3 separate regions of the Homo sapiens genome follow, and regions 1 and 2 are each linked to region 3. Evidence: read pairs that join two places in POLR2A ChIA-PET (ENCODE). Cell type or tissue: MCF 10A. All regions are shown on one strand. Links, peaks and the distances in the headings refer to the core of each region. The heading gives the core; the rest is flanking DNA. Region 1 has its middle 49 kb from the start of CDC25A. Region 2 has its middle 37 kb from the start of CDC25A. Region 3 has its middle 72 kb from the start of MAP4.

What was found. Peaks named below come from ENCODE experiments on the same cell type or tissue, not always from the same donor. Only the 100,000 strongest peaks of a DNase experiment are listed, where the experiment ranks them.
Region 1: POLR2A ChIA-PET joins it to region 3 with 12 read pairs; 17 of 35 experiments call an interaction of 5 or more read pairs at or near these places.
Region 2: POLR2A ChIA-PET joins it to region 3 with 22 read pairs; 17 of 35 experiments call an interaction of 5 or more read pairs at or near these places.

The regions. Positions count from the first base shown.
Region 1 is chr3:48,135,223-48,143,542 of GRCh38, forward strand. No RefSeq gene overlaps it. Among named protein-coding and RNA genes, the nearest start is that of CDC25A, 49 kb to the right of the region's middle. In MCF 10A, for the core only: no CTCF peak of the experiment used is centred there; a DNase peak (open chromatin) is centred at 7,329.
Region 2 is chr3:48,147,459-48,155,778 of GRCh38, forward strand. No RefSeq gene overlaps it. Among named protein-coding and RNA genes, the nearest start is that of CDC25A, 37 kb to the right of the region's middle. RefSeq lists a silencer at 873-1,062. In MCF 10A, for the core only: a CTCF peak has its summit at 4,241 (motif pointing left); DNase peaks (open chromatin) are centred at 4,233 and 7,833.
Region 3 is chr3:48,083,803-48,092,122 of GRCh38, forward strand. It overlaps a transcript of MAP4 not described here. Among named protein-coding and RNA genes, the nearest start is that of MAP4, 72 kb to the left of the region's middle. RefSeq lists silencers at 3,844-3,893, 3,984-4,103, 4,744-5,313 and enhancers at 5,534-5,603, 5,664-5,713. In MCF 10A, for the core only: no CTCF peak of the experiment used is centred there; DNase peaks (open chromatin) are centred at 3,789, 5,149 and 5,499.

The DNA.
Region 1 (8,320 bases), core at 32-8,031, 51 kb after region 3:
GAGGCAGAGGTTGCAGTGAGCCGAGATCCTGCCGCTACACTCTAGCCTGGGTGACAGAGTGAGACTGTCTCAAATAAAAAAAAAGAGTAAATCCTAATTTACCAACCCACCCCTTCCCACTCTGCAGTGAGTGCAGCCCACTCTGTTGGAGGTATGAGACAAGAGATAATTCCAAAAGACTAACAGGAGCCCCCAGCCTCCCACCAGCAGCTCACCAGTTGAGATCAAACTCAGACCTCTCACAGGCCCTGCCATCCCATAGCCTCACCTCACCCATTGTCATTTCCCTCCCCTACATTACCCCAAATGTTATGCCTTGATTTAGAGCAGGCGATTAGAGGATTTTGCCCTCAGTTAAATTAAACTTCTCAAAGCAGCCAGTAGGGAAGAGAATGAAAACAGGATTGACCCAGATCTCTTGAAAATCCTGGGGCTTTTCATCAATCCTGAGCATCACTAGGCCTGGGATGTTCTCATGGAGGAGGCACTGTCTGGTCCAAAACTAGTGTCCTCTCTGTGTGTACAGCTAGTCCGTAGCAAACTCAGGACCCAGCACTAGCCTTCTACCACAAACCACCCGATTCTTTGCTGCTCTTTTGCTCCCCTGGCTTGGCAGACTTCGTGTCTAAAACGCCTAGACTCTGCTTCTCATATCTCAGGCACATCCTAGCTGCTGTCTGGGAAAGTATTGTTCTTGTTCCCCTTCTGAGCCCTTTCATCTGCCACATGGCAAGGCAGTCAAAGCTGTATTCTCTCTAAATACACAGTCATTTGCAAGGGCCTGAAAGAGTCCATAGAGCAAAGGCTGCCTATCCATAACCCTTTGCTCCAAGCCAGGAGCCAGTTTCTCTCTCCAGCTTCAATGACCCTCTCCCATGTCCAGGCAGTTTCTGGGCTTAAATCATAGCCCATGCCATTTGGTGGAGGAGGTTCTGGCTTCAGAATCCAAATATCTGGTTGTGTTCCTGGGGCAGCAGGGACCTCAGGCTCTTTTTTTTTTTTTTCTATTTTCTTTTCTTTTCTTTTTTTTTTCAGATGGAGTCTTGCTCTGTACCCCAGGCTGGAATGCAGTGGTGTGATCTTGACTCACTGCAACCTCTGTCTCCTGGATTCAAGCGATTCTCCTGCCTCGGCTTCCTGAGTAGCTGAGATTACAGGCATGCACCACCACATCCTGCTAATTTTTGTATTTTTAGTAGAGACGAGGTTTCACTATGTTGACCAGGCTGGTCTCAAACTCCTGACCTCAGGTGATCTGCCTGCCTTGGCCTCCCAAAGTGCTGGGATTACAGGCATGAGCCACCACACCTGGTACACGTTTTATTTTTCATAAAACATTTCCTGAGTGTCTACTATTCATTCTTTCATTCATTGGTTTGTTCATTCATCCATTCAACAGAAACTTAAAGTGCCAACAGTGTGCCACAAACTGTGAAATGCACTAGAAAAAAATAAAAGTAAAAATTTATGGCCGGGAACAGTGGCTCATGCCCATAATACCAACACTTTGGGAGGCTGAGGCAGGTGGATCACATGAGGCCAGGAGTTAGAGACCAGCCTGGCCAAAATGGTGAAATAGAGAAACACCGTCTCTACTAAAAATACAAAAATTAGCCAGGCATGGTGGCGGGCACCTGTAATCCCAGCTACTTGGGAGGCTGAGGCAGGAGAACTGCTTGAACCTGGGAGGTAGAGGCTGCAGTGGGCCAAGATTGTGCCACCACACTCCAGCCTGGGAGACAAGAGTGAAACTTCCTCTCAAAAAAAAAATAGATATCTATAATAGGTATCTATATTTATATATATTTATATGTCTATCATATATATATTTATATATCTATCATATAGTTATATATCTATCTCATATATATATATATATATACATATTTTTTTTTTTTTTGAGACAGAGTCTCGCTCCGTTGCCAGGCTGGAGTGCTGTGGCGTGATCTTGGCTCACTGCAACCTCCATCTCCCAGGTTCAGGCCATTCTCCTGCCTCAGCCTCCCGAGTAGTTGGGACTACAGACGCCTGCCACCACGCCCGCTTAATTTTTGTATTTTTGGTAGAGACAGGGTTTCACCATGTTGACCAGGATCGTCTCAATCTCCTGACCGCGTGATCCACCTGCCTTGGCCTCCCAAAGTGCTGGGATTACAGGCATGAGGGACCGTGCCCAGCCCCAGATATATAATTTTTTTAGGTAGCTGAGCATGCTGGTGTGTACCTGTAGTCCTCAGCATAGGAAAGGCTACAGGTGTTATATATATAATACAAAACAGAGACTTTGGGATGTGGTGATTCACCCAAGGTACCAACTAAAAAGTTGCACAACCAGACTCAAATTCAAGTCTCCTGATGTTAAATTCAGTTCATTTAATGGGACACCTCATTGCCAGACGGACGGGATAATTAATAAATGAGTAAGACGGGGCCCCTCCCTGCAAGTCTCCACAACTGATGTTTCCCGAACACTGGACACCTCCCCTCATTGTAGCCTTTTCCTTGATGCCCTATAAGAAGTACTTGTTTTTGTGGCTGCCATCTTTCTTTCTGGGATTCTGGGAGGCAGAGGCAGTTCTGACAGCTCCATGTTCTAGGAGCCTGCCCAGAACAAGGTATAGCAACTGAATGACGCCAATGTCCGTCTGGGTTCTTAGCTCCAACAATGGCGCAGGGCTTAGGGCACAGCTGCTACCCCAGCTATACAGAGGCTGGGAAAGTGGAGGTCTGGCTTCTGTTTAGGGGAGGCAGGACTCAGAGTGGGAGAGTCTCCAGCTAAAAAGAGTGTTCAAAGGCTCTGCAAGGCCAAAGAGAATACCAGGCTGTGTCCTGGCCTGAATCTGGGTGGGTGAGGAGATCTATACACATTTAGCTCTAATTGAAAGCTTGATTAAGGAGGCCGGGCGCGGTAGCTCATGCCTGTCATCCCAGCACTTTGTGAGGGCGGATCACATGGTCAGGAGTTCAAGACCAGCCTGGCCAATATAGTGAAACCCCATCTCTACTAAAAATACAAAAATTAGCCGGGCATGGTGGAGCACGCCTGTAGTCCCAGCTACTTGGGAGGCTGAGGCAGGAGAATCACTTGAACCCGGGAAGCAGAGGTTGTGGTGAGCCGAGATTGTGCCACTGCACTCCAGCCTGGGGAACAGAAGGAGACTCCGTCTCAAAAAAAAAAGAGAGAAAAACAAACAAACAAACAAACAAACAAAAAGCTACATTAAGGAATCTTCCCAGCAGGGTCTCAACACCCCTGTGGAGGCTTAGAGCCAGGTTCAAGACTTCCGATGGCCAGACCGGGCATGGTGGCTCACGCCTGTAATACCAGCACTTTGGGAGGCCGAGGCGGGTGGATCACGAGGTCAGGAGATTGAGACCATCCTGGCGAACAAGATCAAACGCTGTCTCTACCAGAAATACAAAAAATTAGCCGGGTGTGATCGTGGACACCTGTAGTCCCAGCTACTCAGGAGGCTGAGGCAGGAGAGGCGTGAACCCAGGAGGCGGAGCTTGCCGTGAGCCAAGATGGTGCCACTGCACTCCAGCCTAGGCGACAGAGGGAGACTCTGTCAGAGGGAGACTTCCATTGGCCAAAGCTGCTCCGAGAGATTATTGGCCAAGAAGGCCTTTGAGCTGGACCTGGCCAGATAGCCTTGATCTGCACAGGCATGGAGACACGCAGCCTCTGGGCCATGCCACGCCTAGGTGTGTGGGCAGGATTCACTGGGAATCACAATACTTAGGAGCAAAATGTGGCTCCTTCTTGGCCACCAACTTGAGGAGGGGTCATCAAACATGATGTTGAGCCTTCCAACAAACAGGGCCCAGCTGAACTGTGACACTCTGATACCCTGACAAATGCTCAACTCCTCTGCCAACCTCAGTTTTTCTAAGGTCAACTCTACAGAGAACAGAAAGAGCCAGAGATGTCGGGAAAAAAATGAGAGAAATTATGGATTAAAATATAATCTAAAATAATCATGGCTGGGCGCGGTGGCTCATGCCTGTAATCCAGCACTTCGGGAGGCCAAAGAGGGCGGATCACGAGGCCAGGAGTTCGAGACCAGCCTGGCCAATATAGTGAAACCCCGTCTGTACTAAAAACACAAAAAAATTAGCTGGGTGTGGTGGCAGGTGTCCGTAATTCCAGCTACTCAGGAGGCTGAGGCAGGAGAATCGCTTGAACCCGGGAGGTGGAGGCAGGAGTGAGCCGAGATCACACCATTGCACTCCAGCCCAGTCAATAGCGCAAGACTCCATCTCAAAAATAATAATAATAAAAAAATATATAGGCCGGGCTTGGTGGTTCACACCTATAATCTCAACTCACTGGGAGGCAGAGGTAGGAGGATTGCTTGAGGCCAGAAGTTCAAGATCAGCCTGGGCAGCACAGCAAGACTACATCTCTGGCCAGGCGCGGTGGCTCACGCCTGTAATCCCAGCACTTTGGGAGGCTGAGGCGGACGGATCACGAGGTCAGGAGTTCAAGACCAGCCTGACCAACATGGTGAAACCCCCATCTCTACTAAAAATACAAAAATTAGCTGGGCATGGTGGCGCGTGCCAGTAATCCCAGCTACTTGGGAGACTGAGGCAGGAGAATCACTTGAACCAAGGAGGTGGAGGTCATCCGTGGTTGAGACCCACTGTCTCCTTTTTTTTTTTTTTTTGAGACGGAGTCTCGCTCTGTCACCCAGGCTGGAGCACAGTGGTGTGGTCTCGGCTCACTGCAAGCTCCGCCTCCCGGGTTCACGCCATTCTCCTGCCTCAGCCTCCTGAGTAGCTGGGACTACAGGTGGCTGCCACCACGCCCGGCTAATTTTTTGTATTTTTAGTAAAGCCAGGGTTTCACCGTGTTAGCCAGGATGGTCTCGATCTCCTGACCTCGTGATCCGCCCACCTCAGCCTCCCAAAGTGCTGGGATTACAGGTATTAGACACCACGTCTGGCTCATCTTTTTTTCTTTTAATTAAAATTTAAAAATTAAAAAAAAATAATCATATGGACAAACCCCTAGAGAGCAGAGGAAGGAATAATTAACACTGCCCAGGGGAGTCGGAAGAAGCTTTGGAGGAGGATTGAACTGAGAGAAAAAGATTGGCAGGAGTTTGTTGTGCAAAGAAGGGGAGGGACAGGTGTTTCACCGGAGGGAGCAGCATGTTCAGGGACACACAGCTGTGAACAGGCAAATTGTTGAGGAACGCTGAGAAGTTTGCCTGGACCCGAGGACGAACAGGGAGGCAGGAAGTGAGGCAGGAAAGGCCAGTGGGCAAAACGGAACATGAGACCTTGCTGTGACCTTCAGACAATCTAAACTGCTTGAGAGGTTGAGAAGCTTTGCATTTGGAAGGGAAATTAGCATTTGTGCTGAGAAATAAAGCCGTGCATGGAGCGACAACTCTGTGTCCAGAGCTTTACAAGCATTTGCTCTACATCACAATAAAGTGTGTATTTCACAGACAGGGACACAGAGCTATGGTCTTTCTGCAGTGCAAGCTCTCTGCGAGCAGGGAACACGACCCCAGCACAGCCCTACCAGCTCCTTTGAGGGTGAGGACACCCTCACTTGGGAAGAAGCAAGTTGGAGCTTTATTTTATTTATATATTTATTTAATTAGTTATTTAGTTATTTATTTATTATTACTATTGAGACAGGCTCTCACTCTGTCACCCATGCTGTAGTGCAGTGGCGTGATCTTGGCTCACTGCAGCCTCCACCTCCCAGGCTTGGGTGATCCTCCCACCTCAGCCTCCCTGGTAGCTGGGACTACAGGCATGAGCCACAATGCCTGGTTAATTTTTTGTATTTTTTGTAGAGATGGGTTTGCACTATGTTGCCCAGACTGGTCTCAAATTCCTGAGCTCAAGTGATCTCCTGGCCAGCACTGTGGGAGGCTGAGGTGGGAGGATTGCCTGAGTTTGGGGAAGTTGAGGCTGCAGTGAGATCATGCCACTGCACGCCAGCCTGGGCAACAGTGTGACACCCCATATGAAAAAAACAAAAAAACTGTTGGATGAAGTTTTCTGTAAATATTAATAGTTATTTTAGTTGTCTCTTGGCTTTGGCCAGCACCTTTGGGGAGTATCTCCCAGGCTGTCTGTGGTTCACCAAAATCATGTGGAAAAGGAAGGGGCTCCATTCACTCACTTCCATAGTGATACCCAGGGTGAGAGTGCTCCATAGAGCACTCCCCCGACAGGCAGGCTGCTGAGGGAAGACTTCCTGGAGGGCAAGAGGCCTAGATGACCCAACTAGGAAGAGAGGGAGAAGTGGAGGGGTAGAGTGGGAGATGAGCTCAGGAATGAGGGCAGGGTCTGGTGGAGGCTGCTTGGAGAGGCCACTCAGAGGGAAGAATACCTGCTCCTGGCTCTGCCTGTCACCTCTTGGTTCCTTGTTTCCTCATCTGCCTCAGCAGGCTTCTCTGACCGGGTGGTGGGCAGTGGGAGAGGGTGGAGGAACGACCTTCGCCTCAGCCAGAGTATGGGGCAGGCCCTCTGTGGGGACAGCTGCTTCATGGCTTAGCCTTAGCTGATTATGGTGGCCTCACCATGCCTGTCTGTCCATCTGGAAAATGGGCTCAATAATGGTATCTGCCTCATAGGGTTTCACGAGGACTCGAGGGAGATGACTTTTGCTGCTGTCTTGATTTTGTCTGTTGTTTTTGTAGTTACACAGAGGATAACAGATGAATCAGACACTGAACCTGCCCAACCCTATGTGCTGGACTCATCATAATCATACCTGGGACTTTTGAGAACTTACTGGAACTGTGCTACGTACCCTATATGTATTAAGTCATTTAATTTCCTTTCCTTCCTTCCTTCCTTCCTTCCTTCCTTCCTTCCTTCCTTCCAGACAGAGTCTCGCTTTGTCGCCCAGGCTGGAGTGCAGTGGCACGATCTCAGCTCACTGCAACCTCCGCCTCCCGGGTTCAACCGATTCTTCTGCCTCAGCCTCCCAAGTAGCTGGGATTACAGGAATATGCCACCACGCCCAGCTTATTTTTATATGTTTAGTAGAGATGGGGTTTCACCATATTGGACAGGCTGGTCTAAGTCATTTAATTTTCAAACCACCCTGCTATTTATCCACACTTTACAGATAATGAATCTGAAGTTTCCATCCACCCATCCCCTCCTCCGCTCAGGCGCTCACCAAATCTTACACTCATGAGGTGCTCAGTAGCCTGTGCTTTGGGGCAGCCCACACTTCTTAGCACACCTGGCCCTCCTGACCCAGCCAGATGTCTGGGCAGGCCTCGGAGCTCCCAGACCAGTCACCGCACCCTGTTTCAGCCGCACCTGGCCACCTTCCCTCCCCCGCTGGGTAGCTTGGCAGCTGCCAAGGCTCCTCATTCTTCCTCCTGCACACCCAGCTGTTTGGGCACTGGCAAATGCCAGGCAGGTGAGGTGCCTCAGCTTCCATCGGCCCTGCTACCCTTGCCCTCGAGGTGCAGCATAGGCGTGGGGTGGGGAGCAGGGGAGAGACAGGGTGTCTCCCAAGCTCAGGAGCGCTGAGACTAGACTGCAGCTGAATCACAGCATTAACCCATCTAGAACCAGGGCTCAGGAGAACAAAAATGCCTGTGCATGGCCAGCTGGATCGAGGGAGAGACATGATGCCCAAGAACCTGAGTACCCAGGAGGTGCCCTCTGCCCAGATGTGGGAACAATTTCTCTCACTCATCAAACTTAGATCAAGTGGCCCCAATCTCTTCCTTTATTCTCAACTATTGGTTCAGGACCCATCATGAGGTCAGGAAGGAGAGGGAAAGCAGGGTCTTCCTGCCATAAATTAGTACATTAAGTCTTTCTTTCTTTCTTTCTTTTTTTTGACAGTCTCACTCCATCGCCCAGGCTGGAGTGCAGTGGCACCATCTCGACTCACTGCAACCTCCACCTCCGGCGTTTAAGCGATTCTCCTGCCTCAGCCTCCTGAGTAGCTGGGATTTCAGGCGCCCAGCACCACGCCTAGCTAATTTTTGTATTTTTTAGTAGAGACAGGGTTTCGCCATGTTGGCCAGACTGGTCTCGAGCTCCTGGCCTCAAGTGATCCACCTGCCTCGGCCTCCCAAAGTGCTGGGATTACAAGTGTAAGCCACTGCGCCCAGCCAGAAATTAAGTCTCATAGAAATTCAATGTTGGGCCGGCGCGGTGGCTCATGCCTGTAATCCCAGCATTTTGGGAGGACGAGGAGGGTGGATCACCTTTAGTCTCTACTAAAAATACAAAAATTAGCTGGGCGTGGTGGCCCATGGCTGTAATTCCAGCTACTCGGGAGGCTGAGGCAAGAAGAATCGCTTGAATCTGGGAGGCAGAG
Region 2 (8,320 bases), core at 242-8,241, 64 kb after region 3:
CGCTTGTAATCCCAGCACTTTGAGAGGCCGAGGCGGGCGGATCACGAGGTCAGGAGATTGAGATCACGATGAAACCCCATCTCTACTAAAAATACAAAAAATTAGCCAGGCGTGGTGGCGGGTGCCTGTAGTCCCAGCTACTTGGAGAGGCTGAGGCAGGAGAATGGCGTGAACCCGGGAGGCTGAGCTTGCAGCGAGCCAAGATCACGCCACTGCACTCCAGCCTGGGCGACAGAGTCAGACTCTGTCTCAAAAAAAAATAATAATAATAATAAACATAAATATAGATGCACACATCCATATCCATATACATTATGTATATTTATACATGCATAGAAAAGGTCTAGAAGGTACACCCCTAACTTAATAGGGGCTATCTTTTCAGAGGACATGGGATTAGGAAGGGTGAGAGTACAGCGAGGCTTGCAGTATTTCCATGTTGCCGTAGTCTTCCACTGTTGCTGCTGAGCAGCAGCTACGTGTTGTCTCTGTGTTGGTCCTCTGGCTTTCTATTCAGCATGCACTTTGGTATCCTGTGTCTTTGGTATTCTGTCCTCGTTACATACCCAAATGTGGATTTCTTATTTACTCTGCTTGGGATTCATGGGATTTCTTGATTTTGGGGATTTAAGGTGTTCATCAGGTATTCTTTCTTTAAAAAGTTCCTTTCTTGCCAGGTGCGGTGGCTCACGCCTGTAATCCCAGTACTTTGGGAGGCTGAGGCAGGCAGATCATGCAGTCAAGAGATTGAGACCATCCTAGCCAACATAGTGAAACCCCGTCTTTACTAAAAATACAAAAATTAGCTGGGCATGGTGGCGCATGCCTGTAATCCCAGCTACTCGGAAGGCTGAGGCAGGAGAATAGCTTGAATCCGGGAGGAAGAGGTTGAGCTGAGATAGTGCCACTGCACTCCATGGAGCTGGGTGACGGAGTGAGACTCCATCTAAAAAAAAAAAAGAAAGAAAGAAAAAAATGCCTTTCTTGGCCGGGCATGGTAGCTCACACCTGTAATCCCAGCACTTTGGGAGGCTGAGGAAGGCGGATCACCCGAAGTCAGGAGTTCAAGACCAGCCTGGCCAACAAGGTAAAACCCTGTCTCTACTAAAAATACAAAAATTAGCCGGGTTTGGTGGCACGTGCCTGTAATCCCAGCTACTTGGGAGGCTGAGGCAGGAGAATGGCTTGAACCCTGGAGGTGGAGGTTGTAGTGAGCCAAGACCGTGCCACTGCACTCCAGCCTGGGCAATAGAGTGAGACTCCGTCTCAGAAAAACAAAAACAAAAACAAAAATTGCCTTTCTCCTATTCTTTCTTTTCTTTCCTTCTGGGACTCAAATTTGATATAGTTAGATTTTCTCAGGATGTTCTGTCTCTTTCCACCTATTTCATGGTTTCCTAAGTGTCATAAGTATGTATCTCATTCCATTCCAAATAATCTTCTAACACCACATTTCTCCAGCATATTAGCTCTCTCTCCAGTTGGATTTAATAATTCTTTTTTTTTTTTTTTTTTTTTTTGAGATGGAGTTTCACTCCTGTTGCCCAGGCTGGAGTGCAGTGGTGTGATCTTGGCTCACCACAACCTCTGCCTCCCAGGTTCAAGCAATTCTCCTGCCTCAGCCTCCTGAGTAGCTGGGATTACAGGCACGTGCCACCAAACCCGGCTAATTTTTGTATTTTTAGTAGAGACAGGGATTCTCCATGTTGGTCAGGTTGGTCTCAAACTCCCGACCTCAGGTGATCCGCCCGTCTCGGCCTCCCAAAGTGCTAGGATTACAGGTGTGAGCCACCGTGCCTGGCCCAGTTGGATCTAATTCTAAACTGTAGTTTATCCCATCGAGTTTTACATTCCTTTTTTCCATACGGAATCTCACTCTGTCGCCCAAGCTGGAGTGCAGTGGCGCGATCTCAGCTCACTGCAACCTCTGCTTCCCAGGTTCAAGTGATTCTCCTGCCTCAGCCTTCCAAGTAGCTGGGATTACAGGCCCCTGCCACCACGCCTGGCTAGTTTTTGTATTTTTAGTAGAGAAAGGGTTTCGTTGTGTTGGCCAGGCTTTTTTTGTTTTGTTTTGTTTTTTGAGACAAAGTGTTGCTCTTGTCGCCCAGGCTGGAGTGCAATGGCGCAATCTCAGCTCACTGCAACCTGCCCCTCCCAGGTTCAAGCAATTCTCCTACCTCAGCCTCCCGAGTAGCTGGGATTACAGGCGCCTGCCATCACGCCTGGCTAAATTTTTGTATTTTTAGTGGAGACAGGGTTTTGCCATGTTGGCGAGGCTGGTCTCGAACTCCTGACCTCAGGCGATCCGCCCACCTCGGCCTCCTAAAGTGCTAGGATTACAGGCATGAGCCACCACGTCCGGTCTATTTTTATTTTTATTTTTGAGATGGAGTCTTGCTCTGTTGCCTAGGCTGGAGTGCCGTGGTGCGAACTCCGCTCACTGCAACCTCCGCCTCCTGGGTCAAGTGATTCTCCTTCTCAGCCTCCCAAGTAGCTGGGATTATAGGCACCTGCCAGCATGCCCTGCTAAATTTTTGTATTTTTAGTGGTGACAGGGTTTCGCTATGTTGGCCAGGCTGGTGTCGAACTCCTGACCTCAGGTCTCCCAAGTGCTGGGATTATAGGCATGAGCCACCGCACCCGGCCTATTTATTTATTTTTATTTTTATTTTTATTTTCGAGACTGGGTCTCACTCTGTCACCCAGGTTGTAGTACAGTGGCACAATCTCGGCTCTCTGCCACCTCCACCTCCCAGACTCAAGCAATCCTCTCACCTCAGCCTCTGGAGTAACTGGGACTACAGGCACACACCACCACACCTGGCTAATTTTTTGTATTTTTTTGTAGAGACAGGTTTTCGCCATGTTGCCTAGGCTGGTCTTGAACTCCTGAGCTCAAGCGATCCATTCACCTAGGCCTCCCAAAGTGCCGGGATTACAGGTGTGAGCCACTGCACCCAGCCGGACAATTATATTATTTATGTTTACAAGAATGAATCAGAGGGCAGATGCATTGGCTCATTCCTATAATCTCGGCACTTTGGGAGGCTGAGGTGGGAGGATCACTTGAGGCCAGGAGATTGAGACCTGTCTGGGCAACATAGGGAGATCTTTGTCTCTACAAAAAAAATTTTAAAAAAACATTAGCTGGGTGTGATGGTGTGCATCTATAGTCCCAGCTACTCAGAGCGAAACCCTATTCCCCATCCCCAACCCTCCTAAAAAGAATAAGTCTGTGGAAGGCTGGGAGCAGTGGCTCATGCCTGTAATCCCAGCACTTTGGGAGGCTGAGGCAGGCGGATCACCTGAGGTCAGGAGTTTGAGACCAGCCTGGACAACATGGTGAAACCCCTGTCTCTACGAAAAATACAAAAATTAGCCAGGAGTGGTGGCAGGTGCCTATAATCCCAGCTACTCAGGAGGCTGAGGCAGGAGCATCGCTTGAACCTGGGAGGCGGAGGTTGTGGTGAGCCGAGATCCTGCTACTGCACTCCAGCCTGGGCAACAAGAGTGAGACTCTGTCTCCAAAAAAGAAAAAAGAGTTCTGTGGAAAAAGAAAGGCATTCCCTGCAGGTGTCAGCAAAGGTAAGGAGGTCCCAAAGAACAGGAATAGTGAGGAGTCCTTGGGGGAGGATGGGGAGGTTGCCCAAGCTCATCCTTTATACTTGAGACCTCTGGTCCAGAGAAGTGAAGTGTTCTGCTCAGTGTCACACCACTGGTCAGGGGCAGACCGGAATCAGAAAGTAGGCCTTATTTCTTCATCAGAGTCTAGGAAGCCGCCAGGGGAAAGAGGCTGTGCTTTAGAAGGTTAAGGCCTATGATCCACCCTGCGTCACCCAAAGTAAACTAGGAAGGAAGTGTAAATAAACCCCACAAAGATCGGACATTTTTCCATGATGACCACATTGATGCATTTATTAAAAATACAAAATGCTAATAATCCAAACCAGCCCTCTTCCCTTTTTTCCCCTTTGGGAGCCCTTGCACTGTGGTGCATGAAACACATGCTTGAACTAGGCCATTGGGAACTGCGGCTTGGACAAGGAACAGCCACAGCTTTTCCTGTACTCAGAGCAGGCAAAGTGCCATTAAATGCAGCTGGAAGCCAGGGCAGGGGAAGGGGTGGGAAGCTCCTGGAGAGCCCCCAGCTCCTCCCAGTTACTGACTGGCTCTGGAGGAGAGGAGCTAGAAGGCCGAGATACCTGAGGAGACAAACCTGGGGCACCACTGCCACCTGATGTCTTCCTATGGCCATTGCAGTGGTCACAGCCCCAAGCCCCGTGGCAGCCTGGCAGCAGAGTGAAACAAGAGGGCAAAGAAAGCCTATCGGTGGAAGTTTTTATTTACCCTTGACGGTGGGTACTCCCAGACAGTGGGTATGTCTGAAATACTTCATATTGAAGAAAGACATCCATATTGAAAAACTAAACAGAAAACATAAATGGAAAATGAATCAACATATACAAAGTAGCCACAGTATGGAGGTGCGGATTTGACTTTGCCTGCGGAAGAGCTGTCCTGCTCTGGCCAGCACTGGAAGGGACTCTGCCTCCTCTGTTCTGGGAGCGTGCAAGCAGGAACTCTGGACTGGGCTTTGCACAACTTCCAGGAGTCATTGCTTAGAAATCAGAATGACCAAGATCTTAAGGTCTTAGAATCATCTAGGTAATCCACCCCCATCCCAGCTGCCAGGTCACAGTCACACAGAGGCTGAGCACGCCCAATGCCATGCCCAATGCCACCCAGTCTTCCCCTGCTGCTGTTTCTGCCTCGCCTCCCTGTCCTTCCCCTACCCTACCCTAGCGTGGGCAGGCTTTGTGTCCCAAGGTCACCAGTGACATATGTCCCACCACAGGCAGCCGAGCTTAACCCTATCACTGAGACCTCCTTGTGGCTGCTCCCTACCCCTCCCTGCCTGGCTTCCTGGCATCCTGCCTCTAACCTCTCTCTCTGCTTCCCTGTCTTCTACATTGGTAGAACTGCCACTTGGATACGTGTGACAACTTGCTGTCACCAGCCTGGATATTTCTCTGGAGCACTCCTCACATTCAACACTTGACCACTCAGGCATCGGGACAGTCACTGCCCAGATCCCCCCGTCCACATAGGAGCTCAGCATGACAGCCCCTCTTTTTTATTTAATTTACTTATTTCAATTTTTATTTTTATAGAGAAGACGTCTTTCTATGTTGCCCAGGCTGGTCTCAAACTCGTGGCCTCAAGTGATCCACCCACGCTGGCCTCCCAAAGTGCTGGGATTACAGGCATGAGCCACTGCACCCGGCCCAGCCCCCTTTTAAAATGTTTTCTTTTGAAATAATTTAAAGCTTACAGAAAAGTTGCAAGAATAGTACAAAGAATTCCCTTATGCCCTTTGCCAAGAGTCATACATTTTAACGTTTTCAAATTTTGCTGCATTTGCTTTCTTCCCTTTGACTCTGTCTACTTCTCTCTCTTACACACACACACACACACACACTTAACCTGTAATATTTCAGTGTATTATTTCCTTAGAACAAGGATGTTCTCATACATAACTGCAGTATAATTATCAAATTCAGGAAACTTAACACTGAGTTACTAATTTTACCTGGTGGGTCACAGTAGCTCATGCCTGTAATCCCAGCACTTTGGGAGGCCGAGGTGGGTGGATCACGAGGTCAGGAGTTCGAGACCAGCCTGACCAAGATGGTGAAACCCCCATCTCTACTAAAAATTTAAAAATTAGCTGGGTGTGGTGGCGGGTACCTGTAGTCCCAGCTACTCAGGGGGCTGAGGGAGGAGAATGGCTTGAGCACAGGAGGCGGAGGTTGCAGTGAGCCAAGATCGTGCCACTGCAGTCCAGCCTGGCCAACAGAGCGAGTCTGTGTCTCAAAATAATAATAATAATAATAATTTTACCTAATTAAAGTTCATATTTCAATGTAGTCAAATGTTCCAAAAATGTCCTTTATAGTACTCTTTTTCGGTTTGGTCCAGGATCCCATCCAAGATCACACATTTCATTTAGTTGTCATGTCTCTTGAGTCTCCTTTAATCTGGAACGGTTCCTGGGCCTCTCTTTGGTCATGTATGACACTGATATTTATAAAATATGCAGGCCAGTAATTTTATAAATTTCAACTTAGGCTTTTTCAATATTTCCTTTCCTTGTGTATTTCTTTTTTTTTGAGACAGAGTTTCACTCTTGTTGCCCAGGCTGGAGTGCAACGGCGCATTCTCAGTTCACTGCAACCTCCGCCTCCCAGGTTCAAGCAATTCTCCTGCCTCAGCCTCCCAAGTAGCTGGGATTACAGGTATGCACCACCACACCCAGCTAATTTTTTGTATTTAGTAGAGACGGGGTTTCACAATGTTGGTCAGGCTAGTCTTGAACTCCTGACCTCAGGTGATCCACTTGCCTCGGCCTCCCAAAGTGTTGGGATTACAGGCATGAGCCACCGTGCCTGGCCATGTATTTCTTGATTTCTTGCTCTGAGTACCAGTGGTCCAGCCACTCCCTCAGGTCAGGAGCCAAGAGACCATCCTGAATCCATCCCTCTCCCTCACTCCCATCTACCCATCCATCACCAGATCCCAGCACCTAAAGCCCTTCCCTCCCATGCCCCAGCTTCTGCTATGACTATAATTATCATCATTCCTTACCTATCATCCATCCTTTGTCTTGCTCTCAGCAATTACACGGCTTCACACTGCTCCCTTCTTAAACCCTCTACAGGCTGGCTGCTCAAAGGGTAGCAAAAGGATCAGCAGCTTTGAGAGTCTGTTAAAAATGCAGAACCTCAGGCTGCGACCCAGAGCTGTGGAATCAGAATCTGCGTTTTAACAAGTTTCCCACGTGTTTGAGAAGTCCTGCTCTCATAGATCCCTAGGCTTACAGACTCCTCAGAATGGCGTTCAGGGTCCCCCCCCCCCCGCCCACCACAAACCTCTCCTACCTTGTTCACAGGTATGAATGCATGGTATTTCCCCTTTGAACACAATTTCTTTTTCCTGGAACACCCTGTCTCGTGAGACTCCTGCTGAAGGTTAGATTTGAACATCGCCTCCTATGGGGTCCACTGCTTGCTCTGGAGCCCCATGTCCTCTGGACCCCTCTCTATCCTAGCTTCTGTTACATGGAAACGTTACACCTAAGACCTCGTCATTTTTAGTGACTATTTCTCCCACTAGCCAGTGAACGCCTTGAGACAAAGCCTGCATCTTACACACTTCCTTATCCTCAGTGCTCAGCACAAGTCAAACGTTTATTGAATGAGAGAAACAGCTTTTCCTCCATAGAGGCCCTTCCAAGTAGATTTGAAGTGGGTATTGCAAAGGGGCCATATGCAAAGGGGCCATCCAAATGCCAGAGCCACGGTATGTTGGGACAGGGGCAGTCACAGAGAACATCTACTTATCTAATTCTTTTTTTTTTTAATTTTTTTTTTTTTTGAGACAGGGTCTCACTCCTGTCACCCAGGCTGGGGTGCAGTGGAACAATCTTGGCTCACTGCAGCCTTGACTTCCCTGGGCTTGGGTAATCCTCCCACCTCAGCCTCCTGAGTATCTGGGACAATAGGCATGCACCACCATACCTGGCTAATTTTTCGTATTTTTAGTAGTTACAGGGTTTTGGCATGTTGCTCAGGCTGGTCAAGAACTGCTGGGCTCAAACTATCCACCCACCTTAGCCTCCCAAAGTGCAGGCATTACAGCCATGAGCCACTGCACCTGGCCGGAAAATCTAGTTCAAATGCATTTGTTATTTGTGAAGAAAGGCCCCAGAGGGAGAAGTGACTTACTCCAGGTTTCTCTGCTGGAGAGATGTAGCCTGAGTCACTATTGATTCATGCTTTGCCCTTCTTGGAGCCAAGTGCCCTTAAGTGTGATAAGCAGAGAAATAAAAATCAAAGTGAGTCACGGATGAATGAGCACATAATGGAGATTGTTTTGTTTTAGAGATGGGGTCTCACTATATTGCCCAGGCAGGTTTTGAACTCCTGGGCTCAAGCAATCCTCATGCCTTAGCCTCCCAAGTAGCTGGGATTATAGGTGCACAATTTGTAAAGTTTGAAAACATGAGGCCTGGCGCAGTGGCTTACACCTGTAATCCTAGCACTTTGGGAGGCCAAGGCAGGGGGATCACCTGAGGTCAGGAGTTCAAGACCAGCCTGACCAACATGGAGAAACCCCGTCTCTACTAAAAATATAAAATTAGCTGGGTGTGGTGGCACATGCCCGTAATCCCAGCACTTTGGGAGGCCAAGGCAGGGGGATCACCTGAGGTCAGGAGTTCAAGACCAGCCTGACCAACATGGAGAAACCCCGTCTCTACTAA
Region 3 (8,320 bases), core at 308-8,307:
TGCAACCTGTGCCTCCCAGATTCAAGTGATTCTCCTGTCTCAGCCTCGCGAGTAGCTGGGATTACAGGCGCTTGCCACCATGCCAGCTAATTTTTGTATTTTAGTAGAGACAGGGTTTCACCATGTTGGCCAGGCTGGTCTCGAACTCCTGACCTCAAGTGATCCCCCTGCCTCGGCCTCCCAAAGTGCTGGGATTACAGGCATGAGCCATCATGCCCAAGCCAAGAAGATTAACTTTTTTAACCTATAAATAATCACAATAGCTGGTCGCAGCGGGAGTGCCTGTAATCCCAGCTACTCAGGAGGCTGAGGCAGGAGAATTGCTTGAACCCGGGAGGTGGAGGTTGTGGTGAGCTGAGATCGCGCCACTGTACTCCAGCCTGGGAATACAGCGAGACTCAGTCTCAAAAAAAAAAAAAAAAGAATAAGAACAAGAATCACAAAAGTTAGCCAGGTGTGATGGTGCACATACACAGTCTGAACTACTGGGGAGGCTGAGGCAGGAGGATCACTTGAGGCCAGAAGTTCAAGGCTGCAGTGAGCTATGATCTCCCCCACTGCTGACAGAACATGATCTCATCTCTAAAAAAAAAAAAAAAAAAGGAAAAAGAATCACGAAAGTAATTGTGTTGACTTTCAACCTTAAAATGTTAATGACATCCAAAATAGTTCACCATAAGGTCTGCATTTAAAGACTGGCCTAGGAGCTCTAAAATGGTAGATGAGTATGATGAATATGATCCCCTATATGTATCAGTGTGCTTTATTACCCCTTTTTTTTTTTTTTGCAGGGGTGAGCAGGTCTGGCTCTTTCAGCAAGGCTGAAGTGCAGTGGCACAATCATATCACTGGAGCCTTGAACTCCTGGGCTCCAGTGATCCTCCCACCCCAGCCTCCAGAGTAGCTGGGACTATAGACACATGCCACCACACCTAGCTAAGTTTGTTGTTGTTGTTTTTGTTGTTTTGCTGTACACTAAAATTATCTGGGGACCGACTAAGTTGTTTTTGTTTTTTTTTTAATGGAGACAGGGTCTCACTATGTTATCCAGGCTGGTATCAAACTTCTGGCCTCAAGCAATCCTCCGCCTCAGGCTCCCAAAGTGCTGGAATTACAGGCATGAGCCACCCAGCCCTACAATCCCCCTTCTTAACCTTAATTGTTCTCAACCCACTCACTCCTAGCAATAAGTCTACAATAACCTGGTTCTAAAAGTGCTGTTTAGAAAGACAAAGTGAAATCACTGATACTTACTTGGTTTCCTTTTCAAATTGACTATATACATGAACTGCCAAGATGCCTTCCACTGGGTCAAAATGTTCCTCTCAGATTTTCTCACATCTTAAGGAAATCTAAAAGCTACATAGCAACTACTCACGCTTAATCTTTAAAAAAAAAAAAAAAAAAAAGCAAAGTGATTCCAAAAACTGTCAAGAGCAAAAGTTTACAGAGCCAAAGGATTGATCACCAAATTCAGAAACAAGATTAGGAAAGAACAAGACACTATGAGATTAGGAAGAACAAGACACTATGAGATTAGGAAGAATCTACTCTCTGACTAAAGCTAAGCCGCCTATATATAAGAAAATCCAGGTGCTTCCTTCACTGTCAGCAAACAATGGAAAATGACTTTTTAATAGGTAATATAAATGTATTTGTAAATTTGAAAATTTTAACAAAGGGATGCTGGAATGACAAATATTTGAAGAGACTACTTAAAAAACAAGTGAGACAGAGTAGGAAAATGTGTTAAGACATCCTCCAGCACTGTATGTGTTTTTACACTGGGGAAAGGGAGACTCACTAGACTTTTGTTCCTTGATTAAAATACCCGTAAGGCCAGGCGTGATGGCTCATGCCTGTAATCCCAACACTCTGGGAGGCCGAGGTAGGTGGATCATCTGAGGTCAGGAGTTCAAGACCAGCCTGGCCAACATGGTGAAACCCCATCTTTACTAAAAATTCAAAAATTAGCCAGGCGCGGTGGCTCACGCCTGTAATCCCAGGACTTTGGGAGGCCGAGGCAGGCGGAACACGAGGTCAGGAGATAGAGACCACCCTAACACAGTGAAACCCTGTCTCTACTAAAAATACAAAAAATTAGCCAGGCGTGGTGGCACGTGCCTGTAGTTCCAGCCACTAGGGAGGCTGAGGCAGGAGAATCACTTGAACCCAGGAGGCGAAGGTTGCAGTGAGCTGAGATCGTGCCACTGCACTCCAGCCTGGGCAACAGAGTAAGACTCCATCTCAAAAAAATATATATATATGTGTGTGTATATGTATGTATGTGTGTATATATATGTATATGTGTATGTATATATGTATGTGTGTGCACGTATATACACACACTCACACACACACACACACACAAATTAGCCAGGTGTGGTGGTGGGTGCCTATAATCCCAGCTATCAGGAAGCTGAGGCAGGAGAATCACTTGAACCTGGGAGGCAGAGGTTGCAGTGAGCCAAGATCATGCCACTGCACTCCAGCCTGGATGACACAGCGAGACTCCATCTTAAAAAATAAAATAGAATAAAATAAAAATAAATGGCCGGGCATGGTGGCTTGCACCTGTAATCCCAGGGCACTTTGGGAGGCCAAAGCAGGCGGATCACTTGAGGTCAGGAGTTTGAGACCAGTCTGTCCAACGTGGCGAAACCCCGTCTCTACTAAAAATACAAAAATCAGCCGAGTGTGGTGGCACATGCCTATAATCCCAGCTACTCCGGAGGCTGTGGCAGGAGAACTGCTTGAACTCCGGAGGTAGAGTCTGCAGTGAGCCGAGATCCTGCCACTGTCCAGCCTGGGCGACAGAGCAAGACCCTGTCTCAAAAATAAATAAATAAATAAAATTTAAATTTAAAAAATACCCACTAAGAATATCTAGTGCCTTTCCAATTCCATAATCAACTACCTTTTTATTACTGATTAGGCAGCCCAGAACAATGGAGGTGTCCTGGTCAGTGGACAATTAAATCCAATTGTGCACATGGCACTTAATACTTCCAACATGCATTAACTGGTATCTGGTTTATCAGTCTCTGGTGAGTTTGTTTACTTTGCATGAATAAATTCTCAAGCACTTGAATCATCCCAATGTAAACCAAAATTCTGAAGTTTCTGAACTACTATGTGGGGGTTGGAGAGACCTTGGTTTGGTTGGATACCATTTTTGCCACTTAACTATCTGTGTGACCTCTTCTTCCCATCAGTCTCAATTTCCTCATCTGTTAACAAACATAGCTAGTGCCTGGGAGATGGCAAGTGCTCAAAAAGTGACAGCTTTATTATTTTGAAGCTAAATTTGAAAGGAAGTGTGTAACTGAGGTGAAAACATTTCATTTGAAAAGTAGTAGTACGGATCAGCAAACTACGTTAATTTAAAAGACACAGCCTGAAGAGAGATGTCCCAATCTTTGGAGTTGAGAAAAGCAAAGTTTAAAAGTTGCAAGTAAAGTACACACTGCACAGTACAGATGGGAGTCTCCTGCTTAGCAACTTTAATGTTGTCTACCAAACACCCAGCTTGTAATAGAGCATGACAACTGTTCACTCTAAATCCATGTGCTCAGCTTGGATTCAGGATTGATTTATAAAAATAGCTGCTGGTGGTGCTCTTTGAATCTCTTTGGGCTGATGACTGGGCAGTGTTACCCCAAAGGCCTAGAGCAGCTGTATTCCCTCACCACACCCATTTCTCTGTCTACCCAGCCAAGCTGACGGCACCCTGCCCCCGCCCCCCATCTCTACAGCATACTATTCACCCTCCTCCTGGGCTGAGTGAGCAAATTACAAGCACAAATATCCCCTGATGCAATGCCACAACCATCCCTGGGAAAGAGCAGAGGCAGTTGCCAAAAGCACAGCAGCAGGGAAATGGGCGGGAGACGCGCGCGCGCGCACACACACATACACACGCACGCGCACACACACGCACGCGCACACACACACACACACACACACACACACACACTGCAAGAAACACTGCAATGCTATGCAACCAGGGAGAGAGAATCGAGAGGCCCTGGGGAGCAATACTGTAACAGGACCAGAGAAGGCAAAGGAGAAAAGGGGGTTTCCAGTAGAAAGCTGGGTAACACTAACCTTCGCGAGGAACACGTATTTCATCCGAGCTTGGGTCCTAAAGCACAAACCTAAAGGTAATCAATCACTGCCTCTTCCCCAAAGCAGCAAATGCATTTAATTTACCCGTTCCTGGAAGTGAGCAAAACCCTCACAACTCCTCCACAGGACAATTTCACCAAAGGGATCTAACTCACACCGGCGGAGAACTTGTTCCATGTGCTAAATCACAATCTCTGTTCTGGGTAATGTTTCCAACTGCCTCTCCTAGTCCCTGTACCCTCCCCACCCCCACCCTAATGTGACCCTTTCGCACTCCCACTGCCAGACACACGCTTTAGTCCCCACACAGTGTCGGGGCCTTTGCAAGGGGGAAGAGCCCCGCCTAGGGCCCGGTTCTCCAGACCACCCCTCAGCCCCACCCATAATCCCTGACTGGACATACTAAGGCTCACCTCAGCCTCACATCAACTGACCCCCACAAAGCCTCAGAAAACGACCCCTGAGTTCTCCTACACCTCCGAACCCCACCCAGGGCCCCAGACTGCGGCCGACCCTCGCTCCGCGGCTCAGCCCCATCCAGAGCCCAAGGCATGTCGCTCGGCCCCACCGCCCCGACCCTCAAAAGCTGGACCTCTCAGCCCCCCTCACTCCAAAGACCCCCCTAGATCGCGCCTCAAAGACTCCGAAGGTCAAAGCCGCCAGCCCCCCGCCTGGCCCCCTCCCTCGGACGCCCCCGCGTCTCGCAGGCCGGCGGCCACCGCCCTTCCACGCCTCGGGCGGGCCCCGTGGGGTACCCAGCTGCCGCAGGGCAAGGCTCGGGCAGCCCCGGGACAGTGAGGAGGCCGCCCCTCCAATCGGACCCCGCCTGCGGCTGCACCTACCCGCCGCCGCCGAGACGGAGCTGGGGCAGAAGGGAGCCAGGAGAGCGCCGGGAAGAGCCGTGAGGAGGTAGGAGACGTCGGGAGGAGCCGGGAGCCAGCGAGCTAGCCGGAGGGGCGGGGCGCAGGGAGGCGGCCGCTTCCTCGTCGCCTCTTGAGGGCCGGCGCAAGGGAGGGACGCCGCCACCGCCTACCCGGCGAGCGCCGCCGCTCCGGCCAATAAGCGTGGCGAGGGGGAGGGCGGAGGGCTGTGGCGGACCAATGGGTGCTGGCCCTGCCGCCACGACGTCTCTGCAGAGCTGCCCGAGCCGCGGGCGGTTGGGGCGAGGTGCGCCTGGGGGCTCTAGCCTCCCGCCTGCGGCCTGCGAATGCCGAAGCGGACCGCAGGCCGATCGACTGCCTTCGCTGTTCTATGATGGCCGTCGCTCTCTCTCAGAGTCTGGGCGCCCGGAGCGAGGAGAGTGCGAGAGTCGGCGCACACGCGGACCGGGCCACCAGCGGGTGGGGCCTGTGGGCTCTGTGATGTAACTTGGGAGGGGCGCGGGGCGGGGCCTAGGTCGCGGGCCATCTGGGCTCTGGAAGGAACCCTTAGAGGAGCGGGAGGACGCCACAGGTCCTCGGCGGGGCTCCGCTCCCGTGAGCCGCATGTGGCTGGTGAGCTCTGAAACGTGGCTGGCCCAAGTTGAGATGTGCTGTAAGTGTACAATACACACCAAATTTCCAAGACTTAGTACCGAAAAAAAAAAAAAAACTCATCTATAATTTTTAAATGGTTACAAGTGGGATAATTAATTATAACAAAATTGATGACAGTTGGGGTATATTTGGTTAACTAAGAAATATTGAGGCCGGGCGCGGTGGCTCACGCCTGTAATCCCAGCACTCTGGAAGGCACTTGAGGTCCGGAGTTGGAGACCACCCTGACCAACATGGTGAAACTTCGTCTCTACTAAAAATACAAAAATTAGCCGGGCGTGGTGGCAAGTGCCTGTAATCCCAGTTACTTCGGAACGTGAGGCAGGAGAATTGCTTGAACCCGGGAGGCGGAGGTTGCAGTGAGCTGAGATCGCACCACTGCACTCCAGCCTGGGCAACAGAGTGAGACCCTGTCTCAAATAAAAAAAATAGGTTTCCTTTTCTGTTGAAATTAACATTACTTCATTCCAAAGCCCCAGATTTTGTAGAATCCTTAACTTACTGTTGTAGGAAAACACACAGGTGGGAGCTTTAAAGTTACTTTGATCATTCTTCCTGCTGCCTGGAGTAGCCAGCATATTCCTGTCCCAGACTTCAGGAATAGAATTGGCTTTGAGCTCCTTTGTAGTTAGATGGCTAGGAAAACTCAAAAGTATTGGAATCTTCCATCCCTTCTGTAAACCAAGAAGTATCTGAGACAGGTCTCAATTGATTTAGAAATTTATTTTGCCAAGGTGAAGGACATTCCTGAAAGGAAAAAACACAGAATCACAGAAACAGTCTGTGGTCTCTGCCTTTCTCCAAAGATGAATTTGAGGAATTCAGTATTTAAAGGGGAAAAGTGGGCTGGAGGGAAAATAGGGAGGGAACAAGAGAAAAGGAGCAGGTAGGGGAATAGTCAATTGTGTATTATGTCAAGTATGTCTGCTTAGGAATGAAAGGCAGTTTGTGCATGACTCAGCTTTCAACTTAATTTTTTCCTTTTGGAATAGTGAATTGGGGTCCGAAGTGTTTTTGTTTTTTGTTTTTTGTTTTTTTGAGATGGAGTCTTGCTCTGTCGCCCAGAGTGGAGTGCAGTGGAACAATCTCAGCTCACTGCAACCTCTGCCTCCCCGGTTCAAGCAATTCTCCTGCCTCAGCTTCCCGAGTAGCTGGGACTACAGGCGCACGCTTCCACGCCCAGCTAATTTTTTTTGTATTTTAGTAGAGACGTGTCACCGTGTTGCCCAGGCTGTTCTCGAATTCCTGAACTCAGGCAATCCGCCCGCCTCGGCTTCCCAAAGTGCTAGGATTTACAGGCGTGAGCTACCATGCCTGCCCCTAAGTGTTTTGTTTTTTGTTTGTTTTTTTTTTTTGAGACGGAGTCTCCCTTTGTCGCCCAGGCTGGAGTGCAGTGGCACGATCTAAGTTCACTGCAACCTCTGCCTCCCAGGTTCGAGCAGTTCTCTGCCTCAGCCTCCGAAGTAGCTGGGATTGCAGGCGCCTGCCACCGTGCCTGGCTAATTTTTGTTTTTTTAGTAGAGACAGGGTTTCACCATCTTGGCCAGGCTGGTCTTGAACTCCTGACTTCGTGATTCACCCGCCTCAGCCTCCCAAAGTGCTGGGATTACAGGGATGAGCCACCGTGCCTGGCTGAAGGGTCCGAAATTTCTTTAATATTTATTTTTCCCCAGGGCCAGGCAGTGGCTCACAGCTGTAATCCCAGCATTTTGGAGGCCAAGGTGGGAGGATCGCTTAAGCCCAGTGGGAGGGTCTCACTCTGTTGCCCAGACTGGAGTGCAGTGGTACGGTCATGGCTTGCTGCAGCCTCTACCTCCCAGGCTCAAGTGATCCTCCCACCTCAGCCTCCCAAGTAGCTGGGACCTTAGGCTTCTGCCACCACACTCGGCTAATTTTTTAAATTTTTTGTAGAGATGGGTTCTCACTGTGTTGCCCAGGCTGGTCTCGAACTCATTCCCTCAAGTTATCCTCCTACCTCTGCCTCCCAAAGTGCTGGGATTACAGGCATGAGCCACCGCACCCGGACCCCAGCCTTCTTTAAGTTAAGACAGTCACCATGTTATGTGTAGAGCTAGAGACCCAGGAGTGATTCTCAGTTATTCCCTTCCTTTTCCCCTCATACCTACCAGATTTTCCTCCTGCCTCAGAAACAGCTCCACTGACACATGCTGTTCTGGTTCAGTCCTTTTTCTTTTTCCTGTATCCTGCCATAGTTTCTTTCAAGCCTTCCCCTTGCTCCTGCTTCAGTCCAAATATCACAACCTTCTGTACCATCCCCTTCCATTCATAATATCCTCCTGCATCCCTTGTATGCCTATTACAACACTTACCATATATGTGATAGTTATTTGTATAAATATGGATCTGCCTGGCCAGGCGAGGTGGCTCATGCCTGTAATCCCAGCACTTTGGGAGGCCAAGGTGGGCAGATCACGAGGTCAGGAGATCAAGACCATCCTGGCTAACAAGGTAAAACCCCGTCTCTACTAAAAACTAATATATATATATATATATATCTGCCCTAACAGATTGCATCTCAAAGTACAGGTTCATTCTATTTCCCCACTTGCAGTGGAAAAGAACATTCCCTCCAGTTCCAGGGTGCCCAGGATGAAAAGCATAGAACCACCTATTCTGGGCATACTGCCTATGGGATT